Regions from separate parts of the Homo sapiens genome. Here region 1 is linked to region 2. A link is a contact called in ENCODE Hi-C or POLR2A ChIA-PET data. All regions are on one chromosome and are shown on one strand. The core of a region is the stretch at or near the end of the contact, and the rest is flanking DNA. Distances in the headings are between cores, read along the strand shown.

Region 1 (3,519 bases), core at 1,018-3,517, 55 kb after region 2:
TTGCTACTCAAATTGTGATCTTTGAGCCAGCAGTGTCAACAACACCTGGAGATTATTAGAACTGCAGTCCTCCAGGTTCCACCCCTGACCACTAAATCAGTATCTGCATTTTAACAATATTATCAGGTGATTCTTATGCACATTAGAGTTTGAGAAGCACAGTGCCAGTGGAGTGAAGTACCCCTATTTGTATTTATGAAACATAACCTTTTCTATTTCATTTAGAAAGAAGAGTAACCCATTATTTAACGACTTACCATTTTCTGAATAGTCTCATTATTGATTGTAAGTTTATGTACACATGTGTACTCACAGTTAAAATTCTACAATGCTTTCATTAAATTATCAACTGACCCATATCTTTAAAAAAATATATATATATATACATTTTAAATTTTTATAGGTTTAGGGGTACAAGTACAGTTGTCTTACATGGATAGATTGTGTAGTGGTGAAGTCTGGGCTTTTAATTTACCTATCACCTGAATAGTGAACATTGTTCCCATAGGTAGTATTTCACCTGTTACCCCCCTGCACCCTCCCACCCTTGCAGTCTCCAATGTCTGTTATTCCACTCTGTATGTCCATGTGTACCCATTGTTCAGCTCTCACATATAGGTGAGAACATGCAATTTTTGATTTTCTATTTGAGTCATTTCACTTAGTATAATGCCTTCCAATTCCATCCATGTTGCTGCTCACAATGATTTCATTCTTTTTTATGAGCAGTATTCCATTGTATATATATGACACATTTTAAAAATCCACTCATCCATTGATGGACACTTAGATTGATTCCATGACTTTGCTATATGAATAGTGCTGTGATAAACATACAAGTGCAGGTGTCTTTTTGATATAATACTTTCTTTTCCATTGGGTAGATAGCCAGTAGTGGGATTGCTGGATTAAAAAGTCATTCTATTTTTAGCTCTTGAGAAATCACCATACTTTTTCCCTAGAGGATTGCAAATTTACATTCCCACCAGCAATGTATAAGAGTTGTTTTTTTCTTCACATCCATGCCAACATCTGCTGTTTTTTAACTTTTTAATAATAGTCATTCTGATGGGTGTAAGAAGATATCTCATTGTGATTTTGATTTTCATTTCTCTGATGACTAGTGATGTTAAGCATTTTTTCATATGTTTGTAGGCTGCTTGTGTGTCTTCTTTTGAAAAATGTCTGTTTATGTCCTTTGCCCACTTTTTAATGGGGTTATTTGTTTTTATCTTCTCGGGTTGTTTGAGTTCCTTATAGATTCTGGATATTAGCCCTTTGTGAACTGCATTGTTTGCAAGTATTTTCTCCCATACTGTAGGTTATCTGTTTACTCTGTTGATTTTATCTTTTGCTGTGCAGAAGCTTTTTAGTTTAATTAATTCCCATTTGTATATCTTTGTTTTTGTTGCATTTCCTTTTGAGGGCTTAGTCATGATTTCTTTGCCTAGGCAAATGTCCAGAAGAGTTTCTTTTAGTTCTTCTTCTAGGATTTTTATAGTTTCAGGCTTACACCTAAGTGTTTGATCCATCTTGAGTTAATTTTTTATATGGTGAGAGATAAGAGTCCAGTTTCATTCTACTGTTTATGGCACTCCAATTTCCCCAGCACAATTTATTGAATAAGATATCCTTTTCCCAACGTATATTTTTGTGGACTTTGTCAAAGATCAGTTGGTTGTAGGCATATGACTTTAAATCTGGGTTCTCTATTCCATTCCATTGGTTTATGTGTCTGTTTTTATACTAGTACCATACTGTTTGGGTTACTACAGCCTTATAGTATAAAGTCAGGTACTATGGTGCCTTCAGCTTTATTTCTTTTTGCTTAGTATCGTCTGTGCTCTTCAGGCTTATTTTTGGTTTCATGTGAATTTTAGGATTGTTTTTTCTAATTCTGTGAAGAATGATGTTGGCAATTTGATAAGAATTGCATTGTATCTGTATATTGCTTTGGGTCATTTTTAAACAGTCTTATGGAAATTCTTGTACCTGTGTGATAGGCTGCATACTAGACTGTAAAAGAACTTCGCATTGGCAAGAAATCTTCTGTTGAACAAGATGGATGAATTAAAATGAAATTACAGTCATGCATCACTAATGGTCTAGCTTCTTGCTCCTAGGCTACAAACCTGTGCGGATGTTACTATGCTGAATACTGTAAGCAGTATTGTAACACAGTAGTAAAAATTTGTGTATCTAAACATAGAAAAGGTACAGTAAAAAATATGGCATAAGAGATATTTTAAAATGATACACCTTTATAGGGCACTTACCATGAATGAAACTTGCAGAACTGGAAGTTGCACTGGATGAGTCAGTAAGTGAGTGGTGAATTAATGTGAAGGCTTAGGACATGACTGTACATTGCTGTAGACAAACACTGAACATTTAGGCTACACTAAACTTATAAGAAAAGTAATTTCACTATGACATTTTGAATGCTACAATGTCACTAGGTGATAGAAATTTTTCAGTTCCATTATCATCTTACGGAATCACCATCGTATATGCAGTTCATCATCAACCGAAATGTCATTATGTGGCATCTGATTGAATATAAGATTAGAGACTAAAGGAACTTTAGCAAATACCTAGTCTAACTTCCTCATTTTTACAGTTGAGAAAATTGAGGTTAAAGAATTTATCCAAAGCAATCAAGCAAATAAGTGACAAAACTGGGAACCAGTTTTGACCTGCAGTGACTAAGTATCTCTTGACTTGCAGTGAAGTGGGGTGCTACAGACTGAGCCCAGCTTGTAGCCCTCATTAATTGCAAATCATTGCCCCCTTTCAGAAGCCACAGTAGTTCAAGCATGATGGCTACGTCATTGACCAATGATCAAGGGTTAATAAATTACCAATAGCAGTAGCAATATGTGCCAGATACATGGCTAAGGAGATCTATCTATCTATCTCTCTATCTATCTATAGCAATAACAATAGCAATAGCAATATGTGCCAGATACATGGCTAAGGATATATGTATATTTATATCTATATACATCTATCTATCTATCTATCTATCTATCTATCTATCTACCTACCTACCTACCTACCTAATAAGATTGATATTATTATCCTTATTTTACCGATGAGGAAACTAAGATTCTGAGACATTAAATAACTTGCTTAAGGTTACACGTATCTGGGAAGCAGCCTAGTTCGAATTTAGTTGCAGGTGTGCCTATCTCCAAAGTCAAGCTCTTAACACCCTGTACAACCTAAAGACTAGTGCCATTTGTATATATTCCACATTAGTTTTAAAAAAAAATCAGAAATGCCTGTGTTCTCTTTTGTAGATATACTTTGCCCATACAGCCCTGAAGTGGATAGAGAGAGCTAATATGGATGGTTCCCAGCGAGAAAGGCTTATTGAGGAAGGAGTAGATGTGCCAGAAGGTCTTGCTGTGGACTGGATTGGCCGTAGATTCTATTGGACAGACAGAGGGTATGTTTTCTGCTTCAGTTTTAAGCTGTGTGAGATGGGAGTGATGGGATAGGTAATACTATTGGCTT
Region 2 (3,494 bases), core at 504-3,003:
AAACTTATTAAATATCTCTGTAAATCCTTCCCAGTTGGGTAGCTCTGTCCTATGATTTTGCTATCTGGGCAACTGTAGATGATGAATTAGCTGCGATTGATTTTCATCATCAGTCATCAGCCATAGCATCTGCTATACCTCTGTTGACTCCGTCATCTCCTAGGGAGCTTGTACTCAACATTAATGACAACATTAGCCCAGGTGACATGTAATTAAGAAAGCAAACCTTTTTCCAACCAAAAATAATATGAGAGATTCCAAATCCAAACAGAACAGAGCTGTGGATCATTTCATGTTTGTCTTCATATCATTCTCTCCACTCCACTCCACTGACACAGCGTGATGCTTGATTGTCCTCTAAGCCCCTTCCATTGCTGTCATCTGGGATGCTGGCAATGTATTGTGCTGAAAGGGAAGCTTATTAATAAAGTTAGTAACTCGAAGAGTCAGTGCAGGTTATTTGTAGGATGCTCATTATGAGTCTTGAGTCTGACTCAGTCCAGAAAGCAATGGAATATTCCGCATAACCACCTAAAGGACTTCTCTTTCCCCCTTCCCCAGGGTCTGTTTCTCCTGTAAGGGTTCAGAGCTGCCTGGCAGAGGCTGGCTGAAATAGGAGAAATCCTGACTTAAGCTGTTTCAGGAAAGTGATCCAGTCTTTGGAGAATAATCAGGACATAATTAAGTATGAGTAAAAGGCTTAGAGTTAGTCTGTTCTCCTCTGTAATGGGGTGTTCACTAGTGTGACAGTTGTTTTTGTGACTATTGCTTTTACGTACATTTTTGACCAGCACTTGGAACACTACCTCAGGGTAACTTAAATGAAAGTCCATTTTCCAGGATGGAGTAAACTGACAGAAATTTCCATCGTGCATCAAATCTGCTATAAGTTGTTTGCCTTCTGGGTATTTTTGGGCCCTAGTTGTACTCCTGAAGAAATAACCACTGTTGCTCCAAGTAGAAAGTGGTTGAGGAGACAGCTAACAGATACGTCCAGTTCTTATTTTCTATCACAGAGATGTGAAAAAAAAAAAGCCTAAATTATCTTAGAAGGAAAAGCATTCCTCTGTGCTGGATTTCCAGTGCTTCCCAGCTTTGCACTGTTAGCTTATTTTTTCCAATGTCCCTATAATAACAATCCACTCCTTTCTCTGCACTCCTGGCCCCTCGTGATGTTTTATCATGCTCATGCTGAAAGAAAAGGTGTCTGTCCATACTGTATCTCTTCATTTGGCCTCAGGGATTTCCCTTTGATTTGGAAAGAATAATCTTTCAAATTCCGCTATAAACTATACAGGAGAAAGAGAAAAATAAGATAAAGCTCCTGGAATGTGCACTGGTATTGACATTTCGTTCAAATAATGGGCTGAAGGTGAACTATCTTTACTATTGCTCATGTGAATGATCAATTATTATCAATCCAAACTATCAACAGTGCTGCTTATTATTGATTTATACTGCATGGTTTAATTTTGTCTCCATCCTTCCAGACATTAAAACATAGCCAATATTTAGCAGTTCCCGCCATTCACCATGAGCACCTCCACAGCCCCCAACTCCTCTCTCCCAGTTCTGCCCAGGATATTTATGGTGAGTAGCGAGTTATCTCCTCTTTGGCAGTCATCCCTGCTTTCCTGTGTGGAGGAATTGCCCACATTCGCATTTGCAAACAGAGGCTCACTCAAGTGTCACTAAAGGAAAGGAGGTGGAGCCTGAAGAGCTTTAAAAAGCAAAGCTGAGTCATTCCACTTTTCAAAAAGAGAAACTGTTGGGAGAGGAATCGTATCTCCATATTTCTTCTTTCAGCCCCAATCCAAGGGTTGTAGCTGGAACTTTCCATCAGTTCTTCCTTTCTTTTTCCTCTCTAAGCCTTTGCCTTGCTCTGTCACAGTGAAGTCAGCCAGAGCAGGGCTGTTAAACTCTGTGAAATTTGTCATAAGGGTGTCAGGTATTTCTTACTGGCTTCCAAAGAAACATAGATAAAGAAATCTTTCCTGTGGCTTCCCTTGGCAGGCTGCATTCAGAAGGTCTCTCAGTTGAAGAAAGAGCTTGGAGGACAACAGCACAACAGGAGAGTAAAAGATGCCCCAGGGCTGAGGCCTCCGCTCAGGCAGCCGCATCTGGGGTCAATCATACTCACCTTGCCCGGGCCATGCTCCAGCAAAATCAAGCTGTTTTCTTTTGAAAGTTCAAACTCATCAAGATTATGCTGCTCACTCTTATCATTCTGTTGCCAGTAGTTTCAAAATTTAGTTTTGTTAGTCTCTCAGCACCGCAGCACTGGAGCTGTCCTGAAGGTACTCTCGCAGGAAATGGGAATTCTACTTGTGTGGGTAAGTACTCCAATGAAAAGGTGCTCCAGGTCTCCGGGAAACTGCCCCCACATCCCTGTTGGTTCAATCTGGTATACTTGGGCATTTAACAAAGTTTGTCTTTGGGTATGTATAGTTGCTTAATTTTTGTTTTCTGATGCATGTTTATTTTCTTACTGGCCATTAGAGCTAATCTGCTACCAACTATAAAACTTCATAACTCTCAAACTGTACTTCTGTGTATAAGTGAATGAATATGCCTCATTTTAAACTAGCAGAACATTTCATGGAAGCTTCAGCTTTTACTCTGACAAGAGGAGTAATTAACACCTGGCTAATTGCTTGGAAATTAGGGAAACAGATGGTTGATTTTTTGTTTGTCTGTTTGAAACTCTTAAGCCACAAAGAAAAAAATCCTTCCTTCTGATAACTTGTAAGAATTCAGAAGTTCTAAAAATTAGTGAAAAATGGAAAGGGAACTGTGAACAAAGGTAGTTGTGAAAATTAACCTAAATTTCAATTTCAACCTCCTTCACTTTCTCCCCACTCTTACTGTTTCTGAGGCTCTGACACAACTCCGGAGTTTTAGTAACAGGTGCATTGCAACTTTAAGAACTGCCAAATATGATAATGGGTAAATAAGCCACACTGTCCTCTCATATTAAATGAATTTTTTGCCAAGGGGAAATGGGAGCTTGACTGAATGCGAATTACAATCCTGCCAAAGGATATTGCCTGAAAAACATTCTCTCTCTAACTGTTAATTCATTTATTTAATCCTTGGGTGAGCCTCCAACCTGCTGCTTAGACACGGCAGCCGCCTTTGTTGATGAGAGGTTATAGCTGCCCCGACATTCCATTTTTATCAGCTTGCCCTTTTGAGATGGCGTCTGGCTTTTAAAAAGAGGTAGATTGAGGGGGAAAACACAGTACAGTTTCCAGAAGAGACACCTATGGAAGACAGTACACAATAGGCAATAGTTTGAATAAAGAGAGCAGAATGGAGCCAAACTGCCAAAGCTAGGCTGCTGTCCTGGCTCTCCCATTAAGGAAGTTCCCGATGAGGAAATCAGGTGCTTTTGCTCAGAATCTCTGGACTCTGTTCTCAGGTAGCACTCCTTGTAACAGGTGAGCAGAACTCTAGGGTATTTGAAATAAAGACTTAATCCTAGTGATCTCTAT

The links. A loop is a pair of places that touch in the nucleus more often than their neighbours do. ChIA-PET counts read pairs that join two places held with the same protein, here RNA polymerase II (POLR2A). Pooled maps may share reads with other maps.
Region 1: a map of PC-3 shows a loop between it and region 2 (4-fold over the local background). The contact joins the enhancer-like site here to the promoter of EGF in region 2. A Hi-C loop is called at or near these places in 4 of 168 maps with a recorded cell type or tissue (Caco-2, PC-3, PC-9 and 1 more) and 2 of 50 pooled maps. POLR2A ChIA-PET finds 5 or more read pairs at or near these places in 2 of 52 experiments (CD4-positive, alpha-beta T cell and PC-9).

The regions. Positions count from the first base shown.
Region 1 is chr4:109,965,669-109,969,187 of GRCh38, forward strand. It overlaps EGF (epidermal growth factor), which reads left to right. Exons shown (of 24, transcript NM_001963.6): 11 at 3,303-3,451. Among named protein-coding and RNA genes, the nearest start is that of EGF, 55 kb to the left of the region's middle. Within about 2 kb of position 2,268, at least 2 of the 41 ENCODE cell types and tissues checked have a DNase peak (open chromatin) inside an H3K27ac peak, as active enhancers do; they include PC-3 and PC-9, where a contact is called at or near this core.
Region 2 is chr4:109,911,130-109,914,623 of GRCh38, forward strand. EGF (epidermal growth factor) reads left to right here and starts at 1,754. Exons shown (of 24, transcript NM_001963.6): 1 at 1,754-2,333. The coding sequence starts at 2,207.